Linked DNA regions of Homo sapiens: regions 1, 3 and 4 are each linked to region 2. A link is a loop called in an ENCODE intact Hi-C map of the cell type or tissue named here. Cell type or tissue: B cell. All regions are shown on one strand.

What was found. A loop is a pair of places that touch in the nucleus more often than their neighbours do. Peaks named below come from ENCODE experiments on the same cell type or tissue, not always from the same donor. Only the 100,000 strongest peaks of a DNase experiment are listed, where the experiment ranks them.
Region 1: it touches region 2 in a loop (13-fold over the local background); 8 of 110 quality-filtered maps call a loop at or near these places.
Region 3: a loop joins it to region 2, with 9 times the contacts of the local background. A loop is called at or near these places in 5 of 110 quality-filtered maps.
Region 4: it touches region 2 in a loop (13-fold over the local background); 6 of 110 quality-filtered maps call a loop at or near these places.

The regions. Positions count from the first base shown.
Region 1 is chr7:101,319,817-101,324,816 of GRCh38, reverse strand. IFT22 (intraflagellar transport 22) reads left to right here and starts at 3,005. Exons shown (of 5, transcript NM_022777.4): 1 at 3,005-3,146. The coding sequence starts at 3,108. RefSeq lists a silencer at 3,163-3,282. In B cell, no CTCF peak of the experiment used is centred here; a DNase peak (open chromatin) is centred at 3,026; H3K4me3 peaks cover 1,425 bases; H3K27ac peaks cover 1,486 bases.
Region 2 is chr7:101,242,039-101,247,038 of GRCh38, reverse strand. It overlaps FIS1 (fission, mitochondrial 1), which reads left to right and starts at 1,958. Exons shown (of 5, transcript NM_016068.3): 1 at 1,958-2,079; 2 at 2,900-3,032. The coding sequence starts at 2,035. RefSeq lists enhancers at 1,935-2,174, 2,265-2,314. In B cell, CTCF peaks have their summits at 2,442 and 2,644 (motif pointing right); DNase peaks (open chromatin) are centred at 2,048 and 2,608; H3K4me3 peaks cover 1,808 bases; H3K27ac peaks cover 1,929 bases.
Region 3 is chr7:101,190,076-101,195,075 of GRCh38, reverse strand. It overlaps MOGAT3 (monoacylglycerol O-acyltransferase 3), which reads left to right. Exons shown (of 7, transcript NM_178176.4): 7 at 1-69. Among named protein-coding and RNA genes, the nearest start is that of MOGAT3, 8.5 kb to the left of the region's middle. In B cell, CTCF peaks have their summits at 2,205 and 2,404 (motif pointing right); a DNase peak (open chromatin) is centred at 2,385.
Region 4 is chr7:101,163,609-101,168,608 of GRCh38, reverse strand. VGF (VGF nerve growth factor inducible) reads left to right here and starts at 3,040. Exons shown (of 2, transcript NM_003378.4): 1 at 3,040-3,235; 2 at 3,746-5,000. The coding sequence starts at 3,766. RefSeq lists silencers at 3,010-3,109, 4,872-5,000. In B cell, no CTCF peak of the experiment used is centred here; DNase peaks (open chromatin) are centred at 2,978, 3,808, 4,058, 4,828 and 2 weaker places; H3K4me3 peaks cover 1,243 bases; H3K27me3 peaks cover 4,792 bases.

The sequences.
Region 1 (5,000 bases), 78 kb before region 2:
AATTTACAATAATCATCCCAAATGTATACAGCACATATATTGAAGAAATGTAACGCATTTCATATTTTTTATTTCTCTCACCTGGGCCAAAAACTAAAGGTTCTTGGCAAGATTAAGGGAACATTCATTAACTTAAATATTTATAGAGTAAATGAATATGTATGTGTTTCTATGTGTGTGTTATGAAGGGGAAGATGAAACTGACACTTCTTTTATCTTTTTTTTTTTTTCTTGAGATGGAGGCTTGCTCTGTTGCCCACGCTGGAGTGCAGTGGCACGATCACAGCTCACTGCAACCTCTGCCTCCCAGGTTCAAGCGATTCTCCTGCCTCAGCCTCCTGAGTAGCTGGGACTACAGGTGTGCACCACCACACCCGGCTAATTTTTGTATTTTTAGTAGAGACGGGATTTCACCATATTGGCCAGGCTGGTCTCGAACGCCTGACCTCAGGTGATCCACCCACCTCAGCCTCCCAAAGTGCTGGGATTACAGGCATGAGCCACCGCACCTGGCTTTATCTTACTTTTTTTGAGTCAGGGTCTCGTTCTGTTGCTGAGGCTACAGTGCAATGGCACGATCATGGCTCACTGCAGCCTCAAGCTTCTGGGCTCAAGCGATCCTCTCACCTCAGCCTCCCCAGTAGCTGGGACTACAGGCATTCCACCATACCTGGCTGAGTGTGTTTGTGTGTCTGTGTGTGTGTGTGTGTGTGTGTAGAGACAGGGTCTTTCTTATTGCCCAGGCTGGTCTCAAATGCCTGGTGTCAAGTGATCCTCCCACCTCAGTCTCCCAAAGTGCTGAGATTACATGCATGAGCCACTGCACTGGCCCAGAACCAACACTATTCAGCATCTGTGGTGTATCAGGCTTAGAGTTGTGATCAGTGGACCCAAACACCGATGAGACCCTTCAGTGAGGGCGTGTGTTGTTAAGATTTGTAGCACACAAACTACCTCCCAGTGCAATGAAGTAAACGCTGAGGTGAGGAAGCCTGGACTCTGGACCTGGCAAGAGGCACAACCATTACTGTACATAGAGGGGAAATGGCATCTTTACACATAGAAAGGAGAACCGGGCTGGGCGCGGCGGCTCACACTGTGATCCCAGCACTTTAGGAGGCCAAGGCGGGCGGATACCATGAGGTCAGGAGTTTGACACCAGCCTGGCCAACATGGTGAAGCCCTGTTGCTACTAAAAATACAAAAATTAGCCAGGCATGGTGGTATGCGCCTGTAATCCCAGCTACTCGGGAGGCTGAGGCAGGATAATCACTTGAACCGAGGAGGCAGAGGTTGCAGTGAGCCGAGATCTCGCCACTGCACTCCAGCATGGGCGACAGAGCAAGTCTCCATCTCAAAAAAAAAAAAAAACAGAAAAAAAGAAAAGAAAGGAGAACTGGAGCTGCTGAAAGCCCATGGTTCCCGCCTCCTCCCTGACATCAATTTAGGATACTCATCACTTCGCCTTACTGTAATAGCTCCATTTGCAAATGAAAATTAAACTGTACATGGGGGTGGGATCAGTGGCTCAGGCCTGTAATTCCGGCACTTTCAGAGGCTGAGGCGGGCAGATCAGAAAGGACTTGAGGTCAGGGGTTCAAGACCAACCCAGCCAACATGACAAAACCCCGTCTCTACTAAAAACACAAAAATTAGCTGCATGTGATGGCATGTGCCTGTAATCCCAGCTACTCAGGAGGCTGAGGCAGGAGAATCACTTGAACCCGGGAGGTGGAGTTTGCAGTGAGCCGAGATCACACCACTGCACTCCAGCCTGGGCGACAGAGCTAGACTCCATCTCAAAAAATAAAATAAATAAAATAAAATAAAAATAAAAATAATAATAAAAAAAAACCTGTGCATGGGAATGTGCATGGGAAAACACTTGACAAGCGGCACTCTGCAGGGTGGTCTCCCCATCTGGCCTAGAATCTACCAGGACGAAGGGACTGTGCAGAACCTCAAGTGATCCACCTGCCTCGGCCTCCCAAAGTGCTGGGATTACAGGCCTGGGCCACCGCGGCCAGCCAAGTAGTTCTTTTCAATACAAAGACTATGTAACTATGTTACCGAAGGTTAAAGATTTGATACGGGGTTGACTAGAAATTTTTGTCATTTCAGCCCTTTTATGGGCTAGCATATTTTGTACCGGCACTCTCGGCACATAGACATTTAATATCATGGCTTATCCAAAATTCTGACTTGACTCTGTATTTTCAGACTGACCTAACTGATTGAATTTAGCAGCAATGTTTCTAGACACCTGCACTGACTAAACGATTCCAGTCATCATCTCTTTGGTTTCTCCTAGGTCAGACGAATGATAGTGAGTGGTGAATCCTTTTACAGAAACCAGACTTTCACCTGATTTTTTCTGAGCTGTGCCACGGCAGTGATAAATCGGCTCCCAGGTGGACGGCCACAGTGATATCATGCCACAGTGATAAAGGAGTCAAGGCCTGGTTCCAAGGCCAGCTTGGCACTTGTATGGCCTGTCTGAGCTCTCGGGATTATTGGGAGAAACAAAGGTTTGGAAACGGCCATTCCGCCCCCTCCTGGAGTCTTGCTTTCCGCGTCTCTACCGAGACTGGTGGAACGGGCCTGCAGTCCCAGAATTTTGGGAGGTGGAGATGGGAGGATCATTTCAGCCCAGGAGTTCGAAAACAGCCTGGGCAACATAGCAAAACCCAGTCTTACAAATAAAAAAATTTTAAAAATTAGTCGGACGTGATGGCACATGCCTGTAGTGCCAGCTACTCGGGAGGCTGAGGCAGAAAGATCGTTTGAGCCCAAAAGTTGGAGGTTGCAGTGACCCGAGATCGCGCCACTGCGCTCCAGCCTGGGCGACAGAGTGAGACCCTGTCTCTAAAAGAAATACAGGCCAACCCTGCAGAACCGCGTCTGCAGCCCGGGCTTTGTGGCTTCTCTCCGACCCCCTCCCAGTCGCAGACGCGCCCGCTTTCCGCCCCGCGCGCCGGAAGTGGCCGAGTCCCGTCGGCCCTGCGGGCCTCTCTCCGTCGCCATGGAAACGAAAGCGGCCAAGTAGAGCTCCGTCCTGACGCGCCGCCTCCCGTGGGCTCCGGCCGGCTAAGCCGCGGCGGACAACTATGCTGAAAGCCAAGATCCTCTTCGTGGGGCCTTGCGAGGTAAGTCCTGGCCCGGCGCGGCAGAGGGAGCGGGGAGCAGGCCTCGGGGCCTGGGCGAGCGCAGGTCCCCACCCGTCTGATCTGCGGCTTGCTCCCGGAGGCGGGAACCCGGGCCCACCGCGCCCATCCCGACTGGCGCCCCTGCCCTTTCCGTGAACTCGGTGCTTTCAGACCTTGATTCCAACCACTGCCCGGAGGAGGTAGTGGAGGCGAGCCCGGTGTTAATGAGCCCCGAAGGCCCAAGGTACTGAGTGGCATCATTGGAACCATAGCCTAGGTTTCGTGACTCTTTCTTTTGCCCCCGGGATCCCCCTAATGAATGCGTCTGTGGGTCTGGACTTTTGTTTGAGACAGGTTGTCGCTGTGTCGTCCAGGCTGGAGTGCAGTGGTGTGATCATAGCTCACTGCAGCCTCGACTTCCCTGGGCTCAAGCAGTCCTCCTGCCTCAGCCTCCTGAGTACCTGGGACTACAGGCGTGCACCACCACGCCCGACTAAATTTGTTGTTTTTGTTTTGTTTTGTTTTTTTGAGACAGAGTCTCGCCCTGTCACCCAGGCTGGAGTGCAGTGGCATGATCTTGGCTCAGTGCAAACTCCGCCTCCCGGGTTCAAGCGATTCTCCTGCCTCAGCCTCCTGAGTAGCTGAGATTACAGGCCCACGCCATTACCCCTGGCTAATTTTTGTATTTTTTGTAGAGGTGTGTTTTCACCTTGTTGGCCAGGCTGGTCTCTGCTGACCTCAAGTGATCCGCCAGCCTCGGCCTCCCACAGTGCTGGGATTATAGGGATGAGCCACCGCGCCTGGCCTTAATTTGTTAATTATTTGTAGAGACAGGATCTTGCTATGTTGCCTAGCACCTAGGCTGGTCTCCAACTCTTGGGCTCAAACAGTCCTCCCGCCTCAGTCTCTCAAAGTTCTGGGATTACAGGCATGAGCCTTTGCTCGAGTCCTGGGCGTTTTACTATATGGTCCTGGAACCATTGGCTATTAATGTGTGTGTTGGGGGCGTGGTAGTGGGGATCACATCTACATGTATACTTCACATCATCCACAGAAATAAAGCTCAGATGGACTAAGGCTAAATGCGTTTAAAAAAAAAAAAAAAAAAAAAAGGCCGGGCGCGGTGGCTCACGCCTGTAATCCCAGCACTTTGGGAGGCCGAGGCAGGCATATCACAAGGTCAGGAGATCGAGACCATCCTGGCTAACACGGTGAAACCCCGTCTCTACTAAAAATACAAAAAATTAGCCGGGCGTGGTGGCGGGTGCCTGTAGTCCCAGCTACTCGGGAGGCTGAGGCGTGAACCCGGGAGGTGGAGCTTGCAGTGAGCCAAGTCTGCGCCACTGCACTCCAGCCTGGGAGACAGAGCGAGACTCCGTCTCAAAAACTAATAATAATTAAAAAAAAAAAACCCAGCCGGATGCGGAGGCTCACGCTTCTAATCCCAGCACTTTGGGAGGCCAATGCAGGTGGATCACCTGAGGTCAGGAGTTCGAGTCCAGCCTGAGTAACATGGTGAAACCCCATCTGTACTAAAAATACAAAAATTCGCTGGGCTTGGTGGTGCATGCCTGTAATCCCAGTGACTCGGGAGTCTGAGGCAGGAGAATTGCTTGAATCCGGGAGGCAGAGGTTGCAATAAGCCAAGATCGCGCCATTGCACTCCAGCCTGGGGAACAAGAGCGAAACTCCATCTAAAAAAAAAATAAAATAAAACCTGTAGAAGTCTTAGGCCAGGCACAGTGGCTAACACCTGCCAGCACTTTGGGAGGCTGAGGTGGGGAGACCACTTGAGCTCAAGCATTCAAGACCAGCCTGGGCAACATAGGGAAACCCCATCTCTACAAGCAATAC
Region 2 (5,000 bases):
GTCCTTTGTGCCACCCCAAGGCCCAGGCAAAATTAGGTGCTGTATACTTCTCTGAATGAACATGAAGTTTTCCCCTTGAGGCTTATGCTAGTGGGCAGCCAGTTCCCCAACCTGGGGATTCTCTCAAGGCTTACAGAGCTTACTGTATCAGTCATTTCAACCATCCACGCCAAATAGGGAAGAATAACTCTTGTCTTTCTAACTCACGAGACTATTATGAGGAGAAAAATATTAGAGGCTTGGCTGGGCACGGTGGCTCACGCCTGTAATCCCAGCACTTTGGGAGGCCGAGGCAGTCTGATCACCTGAGGTCAAGAGTTTCAGACCAGCCTAGCTGACATGGTAAAACCCCATCTCTGCTAAAAATACAAAAATTAGCTGGGTGTGATGGCCGGCGCCTGTAATCCCAGCTACTTGGGAGGCTGAAGCAAGAGAATCGCTTGAACCCAGGAGGCGGAGGTTGCAGTGAGCCGAGATTGTGCCACTGCGCTCCAGCCTGGGTGACAGAGCGAGAAACTGTCTCGGAAAAAAAAAACAAAAAACAAAAAACAACCTGGGTGTGGTGGTGCACACCTGTAGTCCCAGCTTCTTGGGAGACTAAGGCAGGAGGATTACAGGAGCTCAGGAGGTCAAGGCTGCAGTAAGCTCTGATTGTGCCGCTGCATGCACTCCAGCCTGGGCCACAGAATGAGACCCTGTCTCTAAAAAATAATAAAAATTAAAGGGGCTTTGCAAACGCGGAAGGTGTCTGGATGATTATCCCCTGCATGTGCAGTGCCTTGTTTACAATTAATTTGCTTTTTCCGTGTTTATTCAACAAATATTTATTGAGCCCTCACTCTCTGCCAAGCCCTGTGCTAGATGCTGGATAAGCAAGGTAAGTCTCTGCCCTCAAGGAACTTACACTCCAATGTGACTCAAGGGGAAAAGAATTTGAAAGTTGCTACTTACCCAGTCCCCTCACTGCACAGAAACTGAAGCCAGAGGTGTCCACACCTTTCTCCTTCCCATGCTCTGATAGCTCCTCACTGCTAAGCTCCCCATTGCCCGTGACCCCATGTGGCAGGTTTCCCGCCTGGGGTGCACTCCCAAAATGGTTTATGTAAATAATATTGAAAATTGGACCTTCTCTGCCAATAATGGGGCCGTTGCTTTTTGAAAAACTTCCCGTTGATAGTGTCTCCTATGACTACCCCTGTGTGGCTGTGTGGTTTACAGATCCAGTTGCCTCTGCTCTTGCATTGTGAGAGTCAGCAGAGGCCCAAGAAACCCCGATACTAGTTTGCTGCTGTTGGTGGGTTTTTTGAGACAAGGTCTCTGTCGCTCAAGCTGGAGTGCAGTGGCGCGATAACTCACTGCAGCCTCGAACTCCCGGACTCAAGCGATCCTCCTGCCTCAGCCGCCCCAGTAGCTGGGAGTACAGGTGCACGCCACCACGCCGGTTGATTTTTTTAAAAATTTTGTAGAGATAGGGTCTCGCTATGTTGCTCAGGCTGGTCTTGAACTCCTGGCCTCCAGCGATCTTCCCGCCGCGGCCTCCCAAGTTGTTGGGCTTCGGACGTGAGCTACGCGCCGGGCTCCCGGTTCTAGTTAAGATTTTGTTGCAGGCGATGAATAGTCACGTGGCCTCCAAGGTCCTAGATTTCTGAGGGGCGTCAGCTTGGCACCCTAATGTACTGTGATCTCTGGTCAGCTACCCACCCTCTTTTTGCTGTTTTCATCCTGGGGGCTAACCGCCAAGACATGGCCTCCAGTTTCCCTAGGGAAGCCTCCACAGAGGAAGGCACCGGCTGAGGCACCTGGGAAGACCAACCTGGGGAAGGTCTCCCTGCGCGCAGTCTGCGGGCTGGAGGGACCGGCCGAGCCTGCGCACTAGCGCCCCGCCGGCGCTGCTGAACTGAGAGGAAGGGGCGGGGCGTCGCCAGGTCGTGCCAGCATCCGCCGGACGCCGGAAGTGGTTCTCCGCCCCTGCCACTGGGCCATGGAGACTGTGGCACAGTAGACTGTAGTGTGAGGCTCGCGGGGGCAGTGGCCATGGAGGCCGTGCTGAACGAGCTGGTGTCTGTGGAGGACCTGCTGGTGAGGCCTGGCCCGGACAGAGGGAAAGGGAAGGTCGGAGGGCGGGTCCTGAGGAGAGTCAGGTAGGGGCCGAACCCTCCTCCCGGCATCGGCTTGGCCGAGGGAAGCCGAACTACGGCTCCCGGCAGCCTCCACAGCGCCTGGCTCCTGCCCGGAGGGCCTGCTATGCCGCAGAGGCTCCTGGGAGTTGTAGTGTCCTGAGCCCCCCACACCTCAGACTACGGGCCTGGAGCCCGACCGTGGTTAGACTGACGGGATCTGGGATCATGCAGGAGCTGTGAGCTCAGGGCGCTCCTCCAGCGGTGGAGGAATACAGTGACCATCATAAGGTGTCACCTATTACTGCGTCCGGCACGGTGCTAAGGCATCGCATGCCAGATCTCAGTCTTTGTAGCTCTAGGAGGTAGGCACTACTTCTATTCCTGGACAATAAAAGGTCCAGGCCCGGCAGGGTGGGGCAGGATGGGGCCAGCAGCCTCAAATGAGGACCGCGTGGGCTGTTGAGCAGTTCTGACAGCGTGTTTACTGTTCGGCCGCCGGGGTCAGCTGCTCCGGGAGCGGTGCCTGGAGCTGCCACCAGGTGGCATCTCCGCTCGGTACCGCCGCGGGGAGGGGAGACCGGGGGCCTCTGTCCCAAGAGCTGGCCCGCAGGCCCGGAGGAGCCGAAAGCCTGGGTCCCGGGCATGGAGATAGCAGAAGCTGGGGTGCCAGATACCGAGACCTGCGAGGGAAAGGGGCAGAGCCAGGGAGATGGCATGTCCAGATAGAGAATGGTTGACGCCCTACATTTCTAAATGATTCCTTTCCTCCCCTGTGGCAGAAGTTTGAAAAGAAATTTCAGTCTGAGAAGGCAGCAGGCTCGGTGTCCAAGAGCACGCAGTTTGAGTACGCCTGGTGCCTGGTGCGGAGCAAGTACAATGATGACATCCGTAAAGGCATCGTGCTGCTCGAGGGTGAGGCGCTGTACTCTCCCTTTCCCGCTGCCATCTGGGCTGCTCTGCGATGTGGGCCCCGTAGTCCAGGCACCTCTGAGTTGTCTCCGGTAGATTTACTGCACCAAGGGCTATACTTAGCTTGACGTCTCCCAGTGAACTTTTGGCTACTTACCGCCCACCATTGTTTTGCCAGACAGAGTGTAGCATGTCAGTTCCCCCAGGACTGTCTTGATCTGGGAAAGTGACTTGAGGTCACCCAACTAATCAGTTAATGGCTGAATTGGGACTAGAAGCTCCTGTTTTGTGAGACCTAGGCCCATGCCCTTCCCCCCAACACCACCACCGTGTTGCTTAGCAGCTATTGAGAATCTTTTGTGGCATGGAAGAGGTACAGAGGACTGTCCTACAAAATTGTGAGCAGATAGTGCTTTTTGTTTTTTGTTTTTGTTTGAGACGGAGTCTTGCTCTGTCCCCCAGGCTGGAGTACAGTGGCGCTGTCTCAGCTCACTGCAACCACCACCTCCCGGTTCAAGCAATTCTCCTGCATCAACATCCTGAGTAGCTGGGATTACAGGTGCCCACTACCACGCCCAGCTAATTTTTGTATTTTTTGTAGAGATAGGGTTTCACCATGTTGGTCAGGCTGGTCTCTAACTCCTGACCTCAGGTGATCTGCCCACCTCGGCCTCCCACAGTGTTGGGATTACAGGTGTGAGCCACCTCGTCCAGCCAGATAGTGCTTTTTGGATGGGAACCCTATTTCCTATTGGTTTTAGGTGGGTCATCATTTGTCAGAGGCCACAATACTTAACCACTTAGTTTCTCTGTAGCTCCTTGTGTTCAAATAATCATTTATAAGCACACAGTCAGTGTACAGCCATCCCTCTGTAGCCATGGGGGATTGGTTCTAGGAACCCCACCCCCACAGATACCAATAGCCACCCAAGTCCCGTATATAAAATCGCATGGTATTTACATGTAACCTGTGCACCTTCTCCCATATACTTTAAATCATCTGTAGATTACTTATAATACCAAATACAATGTAAATGCTGTGTAAATAGTATACTGTATTGTTTAGGGAATAATGGCAAGAAAAAAAGGTCTGTTCATGTTCAATACAGATGCAACTATCTTTTTTTTTTTTCTGAGTATTTTTGATCCATGGTTCGTTGAATCTATGAATACAGAATGCTGACTGTGTTAGCAAAGGATGCCTATTGAAAATCTATAAAAATGGCCAGGCACAGTGGCTCACACCTGTAATCCCAGCACCTTGGGAGGCCAGGGCAGGCGGATCACGAGGTCAGGGGTTCGAGACCAGCCTAATCAACATGGTGAAACCCTGTCTCTACTAAAAATACAAAAATTAGCTGGGCCTGGTGGCGCACACCTTTAATCCCAGCTACGCAGTAGGCTGAGGCAGGAGAATCACTTGAACTCGGGAGACAGAGGTTGCAGTGAGCCAAGATCACGCCATTGCACTCCAGCCTGGGCAACACAGTGAGACTCCGTCTCAAAAAAAAAAAAAAAAAAACTATAAAAATAAGACTCTTTCTTAAAAGATACAAATAATTTTACCCTATGTTTGTCTACTTCGGCAATTCAGATTTTCAGGTTTATTCTACAGCAGGGTGTAGGTGTAGAAGAAACAGCCTCTCTAAGTGTTGCCAGTCTAGTTGAGAAAACAGTACAGACAGGAAGATTTATAAACACCTGCAGAATTATTTAGCAACAAATTCTAGTGCATACAGTACAGTTATCCTCTGGGAAGTCTCTGAATTAAGAAAGTCAGGTGGGGCCAGGCACTGTGGCTCATGCCTGTAATCTCAGCACTTTGGGAGGCCAAGGCCAGAGGATGGCTTGAAGTCAGGAATTTGAGACCACCTGGCCTGTCTGTGTAACAAAGATGTTTAAATTAGCCAGGCATGGTGGTGTGTGCTTATAGTCCCAGCTACTTGGGAGGCTGAGGCAGGAGGATCACTG
Region 3 (5,000 bases), 52 kb after region 2:
CCTTGGACAAGCCTCTTCCTTTTGCCTGTTTACTTCTTTGTCTGTAAATAAAGGCATCTGCTTAGCAAAGAGCTGTTGGGCATTGGGATGGAGTTAGGAGGGAGGATGCGTGGAGAGGCAGGCTTTGAAGAGTGAGCAGGATTTAGATGGAGGTGAAGTTAGGGTAGATGGCGGAATTCCAAGAGCTAAAGGTAAGAGCAGTCAAGGGCACTTAACAGGACGGGGAAATGGTACCATCCCCAGTGAAGGAAAAATAGAGTTAAGAACACAGCTGAGGCTGGGCGCGGTGGCTCACGCCTGTAATCCCAGCACTTTGGGAGGCTGAGGCGGGCGGATCACGAGGTCAGGAGATCGAGACCATCCTGGCTAACAAGGTGAAACCCCGTCTCTACTAAAAATACAAAAACTTAACCAGGCATGGTGGCGGGCGCCTGTAGTCCCAGCTACTGAGAGGTTGAGGCAGGAGAATGGCGTGAACCCGTGAGGCGGAGCTTGCAGTGAACCGAGATTGTGCCACTGCACTCCAACATGGGAGACAGAGCCAGACTCCGTCTCAAAAAAAAAAAAAAAAAAAAAAGCTTATGTCCTATGGCCGGCTGCTGTGGCTCACACCTATAATCCCAGCACTTTGGGAGGCTGAGGCAGGTGGATCACGAGGTCAAGAGATCAAGACCATCATGGCCAACATGGTGAAACCCCGTCTCTACTAAAAATACAAAAATTAGCTGGGCGTGGTGGTGCTCTCCTGTAGACCCAGCTACTCAGGAGGCTGAGGCAGGAGAATTGCTTGAACACGGGAGGCGGAGGTTGTGTTGAGCCAAGATCGCACCATTGCACTCCAGCCTGGGCAACAAGAGTGAAACTCCGGCTAAAAAGAAAAAAAAATGAAAAAAATGAAAAAAAAAATTCTAGAAATTAGCCAGGTGTGGTGGCTTATGATTGTCATCCCAGCTACTTGGGAGGTAGAGGTGGGAGACTCTCTTAAGCCTAGGAGGTCAAGGGTGCAGTGAGCCGAGATCGTGCCACGGCACTCCAGCCTGGGTAACGAAGCGAGACCCGTCTCAAACAGACAAACAAAAAGAGCCCTGGGGTGGTCACAGCATCCTCTGACTTTGGTCAATCCTATTTGCTGGCTGGCTTTGTGTATCCAGGACTTCATCAAGAATAACTCATTGAAATGTAATTGGAATGCCCTATATTTGCTTCTACCGTCCTATAAAATTTATTTGTGGGAAGAATTTTCCCTTTATTGCATGAAAATATGGGCAGTCCCATGACTTCCCTGGGTCATTCTCAGATAATAAGTTCTACATTCATTTTAAGTTGGAGCATAGAAATGTTTCGTTCAGGCCAGGCATGGTGGCTCATGCCTGTAAGCCCAGCACTTTAGGAGGCCGAGGCAGGAGGATCACCTAAGACCAGGAGTTCAAGACCAGCCTGGCCAACATAGTGAACCCCGTCTCTACCAAAAATACAAAAATTAGCTGGGCGTAGTGGCAGGTGTCTGTAATCCCAACTACTCCAGAGATTGAGGCAGGAGAATCGCTTGAACCCGGAGGCGGAGGTTGCAGTGAGCCGAGATTGCACCGCTGCACTCCAGCCTGGGCGACAGAGTAAGACTGTGTCAAAAAATAAAAACAAATAAAAATAAAAATAAATCAGCTCTGGGTTTGAGCAACCTCGGCCTGGATACCCTTGGAGTTCAGGCAGGCCTCGACGTGGCCACTTGTCCTTCCCCCTTTCCTGCCGTGGGAGCATCCAACCAGTCACAATCCGGCCAATAGATTTCTCCAGTGGGCACATTTTCCAGACACTGGGGATGGGCGGGGTATGGTAGTATGCATCTGTCATCCCAGAGTTTGAGAAGCCAAGGTGGGAGGATCGCTTGAGGCCAGGAGTTACAGGCTGAGCCAAGATTGCACCACAGCACCAGCCTGGGCAACAGAGCAAAACCCGTCTTTTATTTTATTTTATTTTATTTATTTATTTATGTTTTTTGAGATGGAGTCTCGCTCTGTCGCCCAGGCTGGAGTGCAGTGGCGCGATCTCCGCTGACTGCAAGCTCCGCCTCCCGGGTTCACGCCATTCTCCTGGCTCAGCCTCCCGAGTAGCTGGGACTACAGGCGTCTGCCACCACTCCTGGCTAATTTTTTGTATTTTTTTTTTAGTAGAGATGGGGTTTCACCGTGTTTGCCAGGATGGTCTCGATCTCCTGACCTCGTGATCCGCTCGCCTCGGCCTCCCAAAGTGCTGGGGTTACAGGCGTGAGCCACCAAGCCCGGCCCAAAATCCGTCTTTTGAAAAAGAGGAAGAAGGAACAGCATTCGCAGCTTTATGAGCTCAGCCTGCCGCTTTTCTTTCGGCGCCATTCTCTCCTGCCATCCTCCATGTGGCCACCAGAGGGCGGTCTCTACACAGAAGGCAAATCTGTCCCTCTCTTGCTTGAAGTCCTCGGGGGCTAGCCAGCCTCTGCCTACAGGCTGGGTCCAAGGTGCAGCCCCACCCAGGGCAGACGACCCAGAACTGCTTGTTCTTGCAAACCAGGCTGTGTTTCAGCCCTGGGCTTTACTCAGGCTGTCCCTTCCCACCTGAGGGACCCAGCACCTCTTATCTGGAAGGGGAGTTTCAAGACTCAGTTTAGGTTCCATTTCCAAGACACCTTCCCCAACCTGCCAACCTGCCAGGCTGGTCCAGGGCCCTCCTCGCCATCCCCATAGCTCTGCTTAAAGATCTATCACGACCTTCTCCAGCCTGGCCAACATGGTGAAAACCCATCTTTACTAAAAATACAAAAATTAGCTGGGCATGGTGACAGGTGCCCCTGATCCCAGCTACTTGGGAGGCTGGGGTCCGAGAACCACTTGAACCCGGGAGGCGAAGGTTGCAGTGAGCAGAGATTGCGCCACTGCACTCCAGCCTGGATGACAGAGTGAGACTCCATCTCAAAAAAAAAAAAAATCTGTCACGACCTTCTGTGTTTTTTTGTTTGTTTTGTTATTTTGTTTTTTTGACACAGGATCTAGCTTTGTCACCCAGGCTGGAGCGCAGTGGTTCTACCATGTTGCCCAGGCTGGTCTTGAACTCCTGGGCTGGAGTGATCATCCCACCTCGGCCTCCCAAAGCGCTGGGATTACAAGAGTGAGCTACCGTGCCCAGCCAACAAGAGTGAAGAGGCTGACCAACATGGCAAAACCCTGTCTCTACTAAAAATACAGAATTAGCCGGGCGTGGTGGTGCATGCCTGTAATCCGAGCTACTCAGGAGGCCGAGGCAGGAGAATCGCTTGAACCCGAGAGGCAGAAGTTGCAGTGAGCCGAGATTGTGCCATTGCACTCCAGCCTGGACAACAAGAGCGAAACTCCGTCTCAAAAATATATATATATAGCTCTCAAAGTTTTGGAATCTGGGACGTCCGAGATCAAAGCACCAGCCGAAATGTCGTCTGGAGAGGGTTCACTTCATCACGTGTGTCATCTTCTTGCCCTAACCTCACACGGAGAAGAGAGGAGGGTCTCTCTCAGGTCTCTTTTTTAATGGCACTGTGCTATTATCTATATATCCATTTATAGATCCTATATATAGGTCCGAGGTTCTTGGCTCATAACTCCCAAAGCCCTTGTTATTTCCTAAGTAACTAAAACAATCGGCCCTTCTCTTGTTAGAGTAGTTGGCCTATGTCCTCAATTCCCGAAGCAACTTCGGAACAGCTTCAGAGCGATAAAAGTGAAAGACAGTCTTTTGTTAGAACGTGGGGGCACTTTTGGCCTCAGAAGCAGGCTTCAGAAAACACAATCTGTCTGTCTCTGACCTCCTCCTGGCCTCCTCTCTCCTGCTCCTTTTTCTCACCTAGGCAGGCCATAGAAACTAAAAATATACGGAATCTTCTTCCCTCGCCGTTCTGTCTGAAGCTGGTTATTAAGAGATGCTCTGACCTACCTTGTCTGCTTGTGGGTCATGAGACCCTCATTTCAGAAAGGGTCCTGCCCCATCCCCTGGAGGAAGGAACACTACACAGAGAGAGGCCGAGGAGAATCTGAACAGACAGGCCTGGCTGGGCTTCCCCACTCGGTGTGTTAGTATTAGGTGGTACCCTTTTTGTCCAATCACATTTTTTTTTTTTTTTGAGACAGAGTTTTGCTCTTGTTGCCTAGGCTGGAGTGCAATGGCACGATCTCGGCTCACCACAACCTCTGCCTCCCAGGTTCAAGCAATTCTCCTGCCTCAGCCTCCTGAGTAGCTGGGATTACAGGCATGCACCACCACACCTGGCTAATTTTGTATTTTTAGTAGAGACAGGGTTTCTCCATGTTGGTCAGGCTGGTCTCGAACTCCCGACCTCTAGTGATCCGCCCACCTTGGCCTCCCAAAGTGCTGGGATTACAGGCGTGAGCCACCACGCCCCAGCTTCCAATCACACTTCTACACTGGTGTCAATCATGCCTATCCAAGGAAGCCCCTGTAAAAGACCTGAGGACTGGGTTTGGAGAGCTTCTGGATAGGTGAGAATGTGGAGGTTCTTGGAGGGTGGTGCACTCTGGGAGGACATGGAGTTCCAAACCCCACTCCCCATGCCTCACCCTAGGCATGTCTTCATCTGTATAGTTTTGTTTTCTTTTTTCTGAGACAGGGTCTCACTCTGTCACCCGGGCTGAAATGCAGCCTCCACCTCCCAGGTTCAAGCAATCCTCCTGCCTCAGCCTCCCAAGTAGCTGGGATTACAGGCATGTGCCACCATGCCTGGTTAATTTTTGTATTTTTAATAGAGATGGGGTTTGGCCATGTTGGCCAGGCTGGTCTTGAACTCCTGGCCTCAAGTGATCTTCCTGCCTTGGTCTCCCAAAGGGCTGGGATTACAGGCATGAGCCCAGCCCTGTTTTTGTTTGTTTGTTTTTGTTTTTGAGACAGGCTGTCACTCTGTCTCTCAGGCTGGAGTGCAGTGGCACCATCACAGCTCACTGCAACCTCCGCCTCCCCGGCCTAAGTGATCCTCCTGCTTCAAC
Region 4 (5,000 bases), 78 kb after region 2:
CAATACCAGGCATCCCCAACTAGGTCCCCATATGGGCTCTGCCTTTTCCAGCACTCTGTCTCTCCCAGTCTCTTCACTTCTCTTTCTTTTTCTACTGTCTCCCTCCTTTCCCTATCCCAAGAACCTGTGCCCAGTCCAGAAGCCCCTAGAGGCAGCAGGGTATGAAGGGCACAGCTCACCCCCAGTAGAGGCGAGTAGTGTGTGAATGAGCTGACCCAGGTAGGGAACTGGGATGGAGAGAGGCAGAAACAGAATGAGTCCAGAGACCATGCAGACAGAGTCAAGACCCAGATTGTGGAATCTCCAAGCCTTTTGTGCCCCAGGCATTCATATCCACCCCGCTCCCTCACGACAGGACGACTGGAGCCTTGGGGATGCTGATTTCTGAGAAACTCTCCTGGGCTTGTGAGCTTAAGTGGAGGAAGGGAGGGATGTGGAGTGGGGGCATGTGTGTGCTTACACACACATTGTTGTGTACCACCAAGCCAGGCACACTTTTTGGACACCAGCGGATGCCCAGAACTGGGTGTGCTCAAAGACTCCAAACTGCATGGGCATACAGGCATGCAGAAGAGATAAAAAAAAAAAACAAAAAAAAACAACCCAGCACACACACACGCGCGCGTGCACACACACCCACACCTGGAAGCAAACACAAACACAGCCACACAGACTGGAATAGAACATCACATAGTTAAATTGGAAACACTACCATGCCCATCCACTCTTGATCTGATTAAATACACAATTGCTTCCCCCCATTCCCTTTCTTTTTCTCCCCGCCCCGGCCATGTATCTCATTCATCTCCATACACACATAAACACACATGCACAAGCCATGTACATGTACACGCAGGTGTGTGTGCATACACAAGCCAACAGGCAAATACAGTTTCTCCAGGTGCCCGTCTTCTCTCATCTTGCAACTTGGTCTCTGATCCCCATCAGCCACTCAGTCAGCCCCCTTGGCTCCCTCCCTCCCCTCTCCCTTCTCTCTTGGATGGCTTCCCCTCCCCCTCTCCAGATGTCTGAGCCATCTCTCTCTGATTCATCCTCCTCAGGAAGGTAACGTGACCCCCTCCCCATCCCACTGCTCTCTGTATCCAGGCTGGGAAGATGAAGGGGACATGGGGGCGGGGAGAGGAAGGAGGGGAGGCCGTGGTTAGTTGTGCGTGGGGATGGGAGGCATCGCCTCGGGGTCTCCTACCCCCTCTTTTCCCTCCTTTCTTTGGAATCTCCACTGTCACCTTGGTTCTCAGTTTTTTTTTCTCCTTTAGCCTGCTCCTTCTACCTGTTCCAGATCCCTTCATTCCTTCCTCCTCCCCTGCCCCCATCTCTTCTCTCTTTTCTCCCTCTCCACTCCTCCCCATTTCTTTCCCCGCAGAGCTGATGGGCTTTCTTCTGGGAAAGTCGAGCCACTGATGGAAGCGAGAAGCCACTGCTGGTTATAGAGAGAAAGCACGTGAGTGTGTGTGTAGGGAGGGGGAGGTTAGAAGGAGGGTCAGTGCCAGGAAGAGGTGAGGAGGGGGGCGAGGACCGTTTCTGAAAGAGTCTCTAAGACCCTGACAGACAGCCCTGACCTTGGTTTCCAGAGTCTCAGGGTGCGGGTGCCCTGCGTGTGCCCACGAGCACCCCTATGTCCGCAGTTCGTGTGTGTCTGGCGTGTGTCATTGTCATTCCCCCCTTCCCTGCCCACGCCCCCGCACCGCTCTCTGCCAGCACCGCAGCCCCCTCCAGGCTTCCTCCCTCCCTCCCCTTCATTCCTGCAGTGGCTGCCCCCCTTGCCACCCTCTCCTCTCCCCTGCCCCCTCCCCATTTCCGTCCTCCCCCCCACCCCCGCCCACGGCTGGTCTCCCTTCACCGGACCCAGCTCTCTGATGGATTCTCTTTGCGCAAATCTGTGCGTCATCGCCCCCCACCCCCGGAACCTCTAGCTGTCCAAGCCCCCAGCCCCAACCTCTCTGGCAGGAGATACGGTCGAAGGGGCTGGTGGCAGAGAGGGGCTATCTCTGACGTTGCAGGTCCCCCTCCCATCGCGTTCAAACCTTCCCTTTAAGCGGTGGAGAGAGCTGGAGTTGAGTCACCCCCCCCCCACCTGCGCAACCCCCTCCCCACCTGCTCTGGTCTCGCCCTCCAAACGTCCTTGGGGGAGGGGAGCGGCAGGAGGGAAAGCGACTGGGGGAGTGTGGGAAGAGATGGGCCGAAGGGGGCACAGCGGGGGGCCTTGACACAAGCGGCAGTCAGGGGACAGAAGGACAGACACACCTTTTTCTCCAGACACAGCACGGATCGTGAAACAGACACGACCCAGAGGCACACACATCCTCATTCTTTCCCTTTTCTCTTCCGACTCGGACCCTTCCCGATGGGATTACCAAAACCGCAAGATCCACCCATCTGCCCCTGTCAGGGGGCTGCCACCCGCACTGCCGATTCGCGGACAGCGCCCGCAGGCGTGCAGATCTGTCCCTCTGCACTCAGGTTCACGCCGTCCTTGGGCGCGTGGTCTCGGGGTGGGGAACCCGGCCCCCTGGTCGGCTCTTGAATCTTTATCCTTCCCCTCCCCAGTATTGAGCTCCCACTGGTGCCCAGTCAGACGCTGGGACTACCCTTTTTCTATTCCACTCAGCAACGCGGGCTCCATCCAGCAGCTCCAAGTTGCTCTGCAACCCACCCTCCCGCCTTCCAGCGCCTCTGCATCCACCCTTCCATTCATTCTCCCATTCATTCATTCATCCTTTTCTCCTCGTCCCTCCTTCATTCATTCATAGCCCCCCGCCCTGCCCGCTTCAGCATTTCATTCATTCATTCATTCATTCATTTCCCGGAGCTCCGCTAGCGCACACCCCTTCAGCCGAAGGCCCCAGCGCGCAGGCGCAGGCCGGGAGAGGCAGGCACCCTCCAATCGTCGGGCGTCCTTCCTCCTCCGGGCGGCCGCCCGCTTCCCCATGAATGAACATTGACGTCAATGGGGCGGGGCGCGCCCACGTGACCCCGCGCGCTCCCCTTTATAAGGCGGTGGAGGCGCGGGCGCTGTCCAGCGTGCTGAAGCCGGAGCGAGCTAGCCGCCCGGAGCCGCGCCGACCCAGCTGAGCCCAGCCCACGGGACGCCAGACCTCGACCGTCGCTCCTACCCCGGCCACCGCTCGGAGCCGAGGCGGACGCGTCCCGATCTTCCCCTGTCCCCACCCTGCCCCGACCCTCCTCTCCACCTCTCGCGTCGTGACACCAGCTGGTAAATACTCCGCTGTTCGTCCCTCAAACCCTCGGCAGCCAGCCGTGGGCGTGAGGGAGGGTTCTCTCTCCTCTCGATGGGGGTGTTGCAAACACAGCGGGGAGCCCCCTGGTAAGGGTCCCCGGTAAACGGGGGAGTCGCAGCTTTTTCTCTTGCTGCTGAAGTCGCCCACGCACCATCCGGGGAGTCCTACGGGGAGGGAGCAGAGATTTTTTTTTCCCCCATATTGCTGCTGCTTAGTACGTGGGCGATGGCAGTGAGATGGCTCAGGGAAGGGGCCGAGGAGGCCCTGGGTAAGCGAGGGCTTCGGGGGTTATTTTCCCATTTACACGGCTCCAGAGATCGGCACAACATCTTCCTCCTTTGCTCCTAAACGTTCCTCTTCTGGGTAAGGTTTGGGGGATCAGGGAAGCCCCGGGTTTCCTGCTGAAAGGTGGGGGAAGGGAACGTAGACCTAGAGAGGGGAATTCTTACAGAAATCCTCTTTTTTTGGTCCCTTCTATTTTTCAGTCTCCGGCAGCCTCTTGGTCATGAAAGCCCTCAGATTGTCGGCTTCCGCCCTCTTCTGCCTTCTGCTGATCAACGGGTTAGGGGCAGCACCCCCTGGTCGCCCTGAGGCGCAGCCTCCTCCTCTCAGCTCTGAGCATAAAGAGCCGGTAGCCGGGGACGCAGTGCCCGGGCCAAAGGATGGCAGCGCCCCAGAGGTCCGAGGCGCTCGGAATTCCGAGCCGCAGGACGAGGGAGAGCTTTTCCAGGGCGTGGATCCCCGGGCGCTGGCCGCGGTGCTGCTGCAGGCACTCGACCGTCCCGCCTCACCCCCGGCACCAAGCGGCTCCCAGCAGGGGCCGGAGGAAGAAGCAGCTGAAGCTCTGCTGACCGAGACCGTGCGCAGCCAGACCCACAGCCTCCCGGCGCCGGAGAGCCCGGAGCCCGCGGCTCCGCCTCGCCCTCAGACTCCGGAGAATGGGCCCGAGGCGAGCGATCCCTCCGAGGAGCTCGAGGCGCTAGCGTCCCTGCTCCAGGAACTGCGAGATTTCAGTCCAAGTAGCGCCAAGCGCCAGCAGGAGACGGCGGCAGCAGAGACGGAAACCCGCACGCACACGCTGACCCGAGTGAATCTGGAGAGCCCGGGGCCAGAGCGCGTATGGCGCGCTTCCTGGGGAGAGTTCCAGGCGCGTGTCCCGGAGCGCGCGCCCCTGCCGCCCCCGGCCCCCTCTCAATTCCAGGCGCGTATGCCCGACAGCGGGCCCCTTCCCGAAACCCACAAGTTCGGGGAAGGAGTGTCCTCCCCCAAAACACACCTAGGCGAGGCATTGGCACCCCTGTCCAAGGCGTACCAAGGCGTGGCCGCCCCGTTCCCCAAGGCGCGCCGGCCGGAGAGCGCACTCCTGGGCGGCTCCGAGGCGGGCGAGCGCCTTCTCCAGCAAGGGCTGGCGCAGGTGGAGGCCGGGCGGCGGCAGGCGGAGGCCACGCGGCAGGCCGCGGCGCAGGAAGAGCGGCTGGCCGACCTCGCCTCGGACCTGCTGCTCCAGTATTTGCTGCAGGGCGGGGCCCGGCAGCGCGGCCTCGGGGGTCGGGGGCTGCAGGAGGCGGCGGAGGAGCGAGAGAGTGCAAGGGAGGAGGAGGAGGCGGAGCAGGAGAGACGCGGCGGGGAGGAGAGGGTGGGGGAAGAGGATGAGGAGGCGGCCGAGGCGGAGGCAGAGGCGGAGGAGGCGGAGAGGGCGCGGCAGAACGCGCTCCTGTTCGCGGAGGAGGAGGACGGGGA